Regions from separate parts of the Homo sapiens genome. Here region 2 is linked to region 1. A link is a contact called in ENCODE Hi-C or POLR2A ChIA-PET data. All regions are on one chromosome and are shown on one strand. Each heading gives the region's core, a stretch centred on a gene start or an enhancer-like site at or near the end of the contact. The rest is flanking DNA. Distances are from core to core; before and after follow the strand shown. Region 1 holds the start of DSC3 (desmocollin 3). Region 2 holds the start of DSG1 (desmoglein 1).

Region 1 (3,391 bases), core at 603-3,102:
GCCATTGCATGTAACCATTCTGAACCAACCCCTTTCTGCTTTCTTACCCTGGGGCACTCTCACAAGGCTCTCCAGAGCTTCTCATGTCCTGTTGATGTTGTGTTATCTTGAAGCATTCTCCTACCCTTTCCCTTTTCTTTGCTGGGCTTATCGCAACATTTTGCTTCTTCAAAGCTTTCTTCAGCTAAGTTAGATCCTCTCCTCTAAAATGCCTTAACACCTCAACCCTTCACTCTAACAGTGAATTCAAAGTGGTGAGGGAGGGAGATTGGTGCTAGCCATCTCCTTTACTCATCTAAGTTCAAGAAAACCATTCTACTTGAGTTTCTGAGGGCTGGGGGGCTGGAAGTGACTTTGAGAAGCTTTCTCTGAGGTCATGCTGGAGGCACGTGGAGGATGGGAGGTGAAAACCCTGGAGTGGAGAGAAGTTTGGAGAACTTTCTCTGAGACTGGAAGAGCTCTTACATACAGAGACCTCCACTGACGGGTGCCTGGGAGATTCACACTGGGAAGCTCAACTTAGAGTGTCTGAGCCCTTAAAGCTGAGCCTCATGAGTTTCAGGGAAGCCCCAGACTTCAGGGAATACATGGCTTAGACGACGAGGAGTCTATTAGACTTGAGCCAGAGTGAGATGAATGAAGGTCATAACACCCTTTCATGATTAATTGGCTGTCTGAAATTCCCGACCTTGCAACTTTTGAATGGACTTCGAGGAGTAGCATCTCATGTCTGAGAGGGATTTCCTCCTGAATCCAGTAGATGGGAACTCGGGGAACTTAAAATTCAGTTTAGGGAGAAATAAGAGGATGTCCCCCTGGTGTTACAAACGACATCTCTATTAAAAAGTGTAGCCTACTGGGCTAGGAATGATTGTCTTTCGTCCCTTTCTGACTTTGAATTATTTCCGACAGGAACTAGATTTTCTGCATTTCCTTTCTTCCATGCCCTCACACAAAGCTTGGCCGACTTCGGGCCCTGATAAATAGTCGTTGCATGATGTAGAATCTGTAAGCCTCGTTTTAGAAGGTTTTGTGTGGTAGATATTCCTTTGACCACCTGAAAAATTTCATTTTGGTACCAGTAAGTAGTAAACCAATAATTCACATCTAAGAACAAAGTCGTTTTTAGAAGGTTCATATGAGTCCCCCAAACTGACAGTTAATAGAGCGCTGAGTGTAATCACTCATATTTTGGGTGCGTAAAAATGGTTAGATTAGAATTTCTTAAATTTGGTTTTAATTTCTGACATGCCAAAAACTGTTTATCATGCCATCTGGGATAAATTCCTTCTGTCGTGTATTTTGTCATGTTAGTCAAATCCGGAGAGAATACAGTACATGTATTTTGCTTTAATCTGAAAACATTGGCAGAATTTGTTCAGACGTCGAAGGGGAGATCCGCTGATCCAATGACAAGGGTGTTCCTGGCATCCAGCAGAGCCCGTGTCGAGGCAGGGATCCCTGCGGGCGGATTGGGGTTCTGCATTGAGATGCACCGCGCAGCGCCGGCGATGGGGCCGCCCTGGGACGATCTGGGCTGCCAGGGCCTCTCTGCGGGCCGGGCGGGGCGGCAGCGCCGCGGGGCAGCCGAGGGGCGTGGGAGAACTGGCAGAGGGTGCGCCAGAGACCGCTTTCCCGAGCGCGAACGCCCGGGTGGCTGCTGGGGAGCAGAGGGGCAGGCTCGGGCAGCTCCTCAGCCGCGCCGGCGATGATAAAACTTGAGAAATAACAAGGAGTGGCCTCTCCGCGTCCTCTGGGTCCAATCCGGTTTCAGAAGTGAAGTTGCTCCCGGGCAGGCAAGCCTGAGAGAGGCCAAATACACTTAAAAACAAGCAGCGGCGAGAAAAGCACCTCCCGCGCCCTGCACCTCGGCAGGTCTCGCTCTCGGCACCCTCCCGGCGCCCGCGTTCTCCTGGCCCTGCCCGGCATCCCGATGGCCGCCGCTGGGCCCCGGCGCTCCGTGCGCGGAGCCGTCTGCCTGCATCTGCTGCTGACCCTCGTGGTAAGCCAGATCTCGCCGGATAGGGCTGGGGTGGGGACGGGGGTGGATCCGCCCTGGACGCTGCACGGAGCTGGGGACAAAGCGGGCCGAAACGTGACAACCGCGGCTCAGATCAATGCTGCGGGTCTGGTAGCAGCCCCAAGTTCGGGCCTGCAGGAGTGAGGAGAGAAAACGTGTGTTTGCGGGTCGACTCTGGACTGAGCTTTTTGTTTTGAGACAAGGTGTTCGATTGTTGGAATTCTGAGTCGCGCTCAGGCTTCGCTGCGCTCTGGCGGGCGCCGTCGCGGGTTGGGCAGGGGGTTGGGATTCACGCTTCTCCCCAGGTGGTGGAGCTGGTGGTGATGGTGGTTGGAGGGCGCCTTTGGGTGGAGAGGATCCCTGAGAGCTCAAAGCACAGACTTGAAAAGGGATTTAGGGGCTGCCCCCTCCCCAGCTCTGGGTCGCAGTTGACCCGGATTGGTTCGTTAGTGAGTGGAGCCGGGGCTGTGTCCCTGGGTCCCTTGGTGGGGCTGCCCCTGAGAAGTGGGTTTCTCGGTATCTCCCCTAAAGGGTATTCAGAAGCTCACCCAAGCGGTCCACCCCCGCCAGCCACCCAGCTGGGGGCGGGATGTGCCGGGGGCGCGAAAGTGTGGGAAGACCGGGCCAGAATGGGGGTTGGGGTCGTGTTGTGTTTTGGGGATGCTGCCGAGGTGTGGAGGCGGGTAGAGGGTGACAGTGGTGGGGGATGATGGATGCGGTGGGGTTGCGTCGTACTTACTCCGGCTCCGGGGAGGACTGCGCGGCCGGAGCACAGCCTGGGGTTTCGAGTCTACGGAAACCTGCCGCCCAGGACGAAATCCTCTAGGAGAGGAAGTTAGAGACGATGCTCTGAGAACACGGGAGACTTGAAGTGTTCGGAACTCTGGCGGCGCGGTTACACGCGAAGCTTCAGGCTTCAACAGAGTTTCATTCCGCACGCCCAGAAAGGAGCCGCGGACCCGCGACTTACCCGCATCCATGGATGCGCATGGGGTCCGATGGGAGCGAGGTCTATACCCGCGTCGGCAGTGAGCCGAGTCTGGTCTCGCGGATTCTTACTGCTTCCTGGCCCTCCACCCTGGCAAGTGGGAGTGGGTCCAAGGGTTGTCCTCCCTTAAGGTCAGCGAGGTATGAATATGGGATTGGTAGTTATGATCTACGATATGTTTATGGAGAAGGAATTGGACAAATAAGCGCATCCATTTGCCCGGGAACTGTTCCAACAAAGTATCTGAGCTTATGAAGTGACTACAAATGGAAACGGCTTAGAGAATGTGTTCTTTTGTAATATATTTAAAAGCATTTTCAGCTTTTCAGTTTACAAGCATGCATTTGGGGTTTTGTGTTTCCTTTGCGAAGGGATTGAGGATG
Region 2 (3,492 bases), core at 879-3,378, 280 kb before region 1:
TTTGGTAAAAGCATGCATTTATAATGAGACTAGGAGAAAGATAACTGAAAGAATTTGCTATAGTGGTGGTTGTTTTATGAAGAAAAAAAGTATTTTAAAGAAAAATACAGATTAGGAAACTCCAAAGCACAATTACCAAAATTATCCCATGTGGTAAAATCTGTACTTAAAATAAATTTTGATCTTCCAAACCTTAGAAAGTGAAATGTTTTCCAAAAAAACCTATGATGTCAACGTGAAAATGAAACATTGTAATTCATGATAGTGTAAGTTCTTTGAGAAAAAATTTTCATAAGGCATGTGGGAGACTTGTGATTAATTTCAATATAAAATAAGGTAACCTCCTCTTCCCCCATTCCCAAAAAAACCCCCATAAGCCAACAAAAAAAAATCTAGGCACAGCTAGAGAAAGTTCAATAAAGATATATGATTTTGATGATGATACATTTTATTGAAGAATGACTAAATAGGAAGTGGCTGTTTAAAGAAATTTGATATGCTATAATTAATTTGAAATAAATAAATCAACAAATAAGGCACATCTTAGAGATTCTATGAAAGTTAGTGTACACCTATCTGAACAAGCTGATCAACTAAAACTATAATAGCTCTTAATGGATCAAATTTATTTGAAATTTTAAGTAAAAGTGCTTGATTACTGACAATATGAAACTCTCATATTTCAAATGACATACTGTATAATGATCAGTGATCCCTACCAAATCCTAAGTAATGAAATCAACTGATCCTAAATATCCACTGAAAAGAGCATGGGATAGGACTAATGTTTGAAGGAAAGCTTGGAACCAAAGCCACCAGCTTACTGATGCTCATTTATAACTAAATCCACTGATTATGTCCCGCCTTAGTTAATAAAACTGAATTCAAACTAACCAGCATACTTTGAATCAAAGATCTAACTTATTATACCAACCAACCCAACATTCCAGTTCAAAAATTAAGCAAGTAGAAACAAATGTGAACCACAGCACTATACATCCTGCCAAGCTGGAGGGCAATTTACTTGGCACCTGCCTTTTTGAATTACATTAACCTTACTATGAGAGAGATTACAATTTTCAAATTTTCACTGAAAGTGAAATTGACATAATACATTAGTGGTGCACTTAGTATTATCTCTACAGCAAGAAAACTAATTACATGTAAGGGGGCAATGATAAAGTATTTCATTACATTCGTCAGACGATCAAGTGCACAACTTTTATATCGCAGTCATCACTGACATTCCAGTAGTAAGATCGAGTGTAATAATAATTATACTTACTCTTTAATTATAGCCACTTCTTCACTTAATATGTCATTTATAAACCTCCTGTACTGCCGTTTTTTGAAATTAAAAATGTTTTAAATAAAATCATAGTTAAATAGTGCGGGGCTTTTTATAGTAGTGATACAGATTCTAACCAAATATGCAACTGATGACTTTATTTGGATAGCGAGACCAGCCACAAACTGCTACGATTTTAAATTATGTGGTGCTATTTTTATGTTTTAAAAATTAGAGTAATTCCACCACCAAACACACAAAAAAAATAAAAAAAAAAACAGGTTAAAAATCCAGACACACTTGTGATATTTAGTTTAAAAGCCCTCTTGCAGAAGAGATTTTGAACGACAAAGTGCTACTAACTAGCGATAGGAATTTCCTAAATTCAGTCTTTTCCCAGCATGACTTAGCAATGACTTCAGTGTCAGAGATGTAATACAATGAGTTGACACTGAGGCATTAACATGATCTTGAGTCTTCAATTAAAGAGAGAAATGCTATTGAAAAATCTAGTTCATAAAATCATCTTGTCATTAATATACATTTTCAATGGGTTTAGGTTAGAAATAATGCCCACTAACATTTTCTAAAAAGTTTTCACTTGTTTACAATGGGCACGATTATGAAGGACTTTTACCAGAATCCACTCACCAGAAAAATGAACAGCATTGCAACTACTCTGAAGAAACTCCAGTCCATCTCTGCTGGATTCTCTTACATCCAAGACCAAGGGAGTTTTGTTTGTTCTTCTCTGTTCTTTTTCTTTCTCCCACTCAGCTGGTGTCTGATTAAAATAATTTCTCAGTAGATGTTCTTACATGCAGGCTTTGAGGTGTTTCTGCCTTCCTCTGGGAGAAGGACTGAAGGTACGTATAACCAGTCTGGATCCCCACCCTAAAAACTTGGGCTGGTCTCACTGAAATGCTTGACAAGATCATCATTGCTCCCAGGTAAAAACTTGGGGACACACCCTTCCTCCAGCTGAAAAGCGACTCTTGATGGGGCAAGGAAGATTCACTCCTTTACTGAATGTTTTCAGTGGCAGGCTCTTAAAGTGAACAGAAATACCGAGGGTTATACAGGTGATGGGGGCTTCTCACCCCATGCTTTCTTTACAGGTGGTTTAGTTTCTCCCCATATTAAACAGGCAGGTATAACTTGAATGCTCATCTTATTCATTCCATTATCTGTTTGTAGCCAAACCCTCAGGTCATAGTAGAAAATGACAAACTTTCCATTTTAGTAGATGTTGGGAAAGTTTCAGTTATTTTCGGTTGTTAAGAGACAGAAAATATGCTAATGCAAGACTGAGATTTTTTAAAGTTATTAATTCAAACAAGTAAAACCATGATACTTACAATTATTAGATCCTCTGCATAAGTCACAATTCCCATTAACTGACCAGCCTTCAGTCTAAGGAATCCTCCATTTTCCCTCTAAAGAAATTATTTTCTCTCCCTAATTATTTTTCTTTCTTTATGATTCTTTTATTAAATGCAACAAAATAAAAATTTAAATATTACTAAACTTAAGGGTGAATAGTGAGAACCACCAATTAAAATCCTGATAATAACTTTAAAAATGAGATTCGGTGCCTGAAATACTAATGAAAACACAGAAAGCTGCTCAGCAGGTGAGGTGGGTTAAAAGTCAATGACAATTCCTAAGCACAGAGCCAAGAATCTGTACAGCGAGCCAATTAGAACATAGGGAATACACTGAAGAAATGGCTGCCTACACAGGTAGACGGGAAACTGAATGCAGCCCTGAGGTTTGTGAAAATAAATAGCAACCTTCACAGGGCAGCATTTGGACATATTTTTGGACTCTCTTCTCTTCCCCTGGCAACGTCTAGTATAAATATTGTGAGTGGCAGGAAGCTCATAGACACTGGACACCCTCAGAGTTTGAAACGGCTACTTAGAACAAGAGACCTACCTGATAAGATGTTGATTATGGTCAAAAAGATACTCAAAATGTCTCCAAAAGGAAGAAAATCTCTGAGGGTCAGAGGGTCTATAGAAGGCTGTCATTTCACTACAGATTTGTGGCAAAGAAGATGTGTGGTTTGAATTTCCATATTATCCATCATACAGTGTGGAGGGGAGGAGATAGGCTGCCCATGTTTATTTGCAGTGAATAAGAATGTTTATGATTGTAAATAGCAGATGTAAATAAATAAAATTTAGAAAGATGAGCTGGCC

Evidence for each region. Hi-C counts contacts between places; a loop is a spot of excess contacts on that map. ChIA-PET counts read pairs that join two places held with the same protein, here RNA polymerase II (POLR2A).
Region 2: a loop to region 1 is called in a map of lower leg skin, with 5 times the contacts of the local background. The contact joins the promoter of DSG1 here to the promoter of DSC3 in region 1. A Hi-C loop is called at or near these places in 1 of 168 maps with a recorded cell type or tissue (lower leg skin). POLR2A ChIA-PET finds 5 or more read pairs at or near these places in 2 of 52 experiments (MCF 10A and activated T-cell).

Annotation. Positions count from the first base shown.
Region 1 is chr18:31,041,203-31,044,593 of GRCh38, reverse strand. It overlaps DSC3 (desmocollin 3), which reads left to right and starts at 1,852. Exons shown (of 16, transcript NM_001941.5): 1 at 1,852-2,002. The coding sequence starts at 1,934. It overlaps LOC124904345 (a long non-coding RNA gene), which reads right to left and starts at 3,061. Exons shown (of 2, transcript XR_007066445.1): 1 at 2,760-3,061; 2 at 1-2,152.
Region 2 is chr18:31,316,796-31,320,287 of GRCh38, reverse strand. It overlaps DSG1 (desmoglein 1), which reads right to left and starts at 2,128. Exons shown (of 15, transcript NM_001942.4): 1 at 1,940-2,128. The coding sequence starts at 1,987.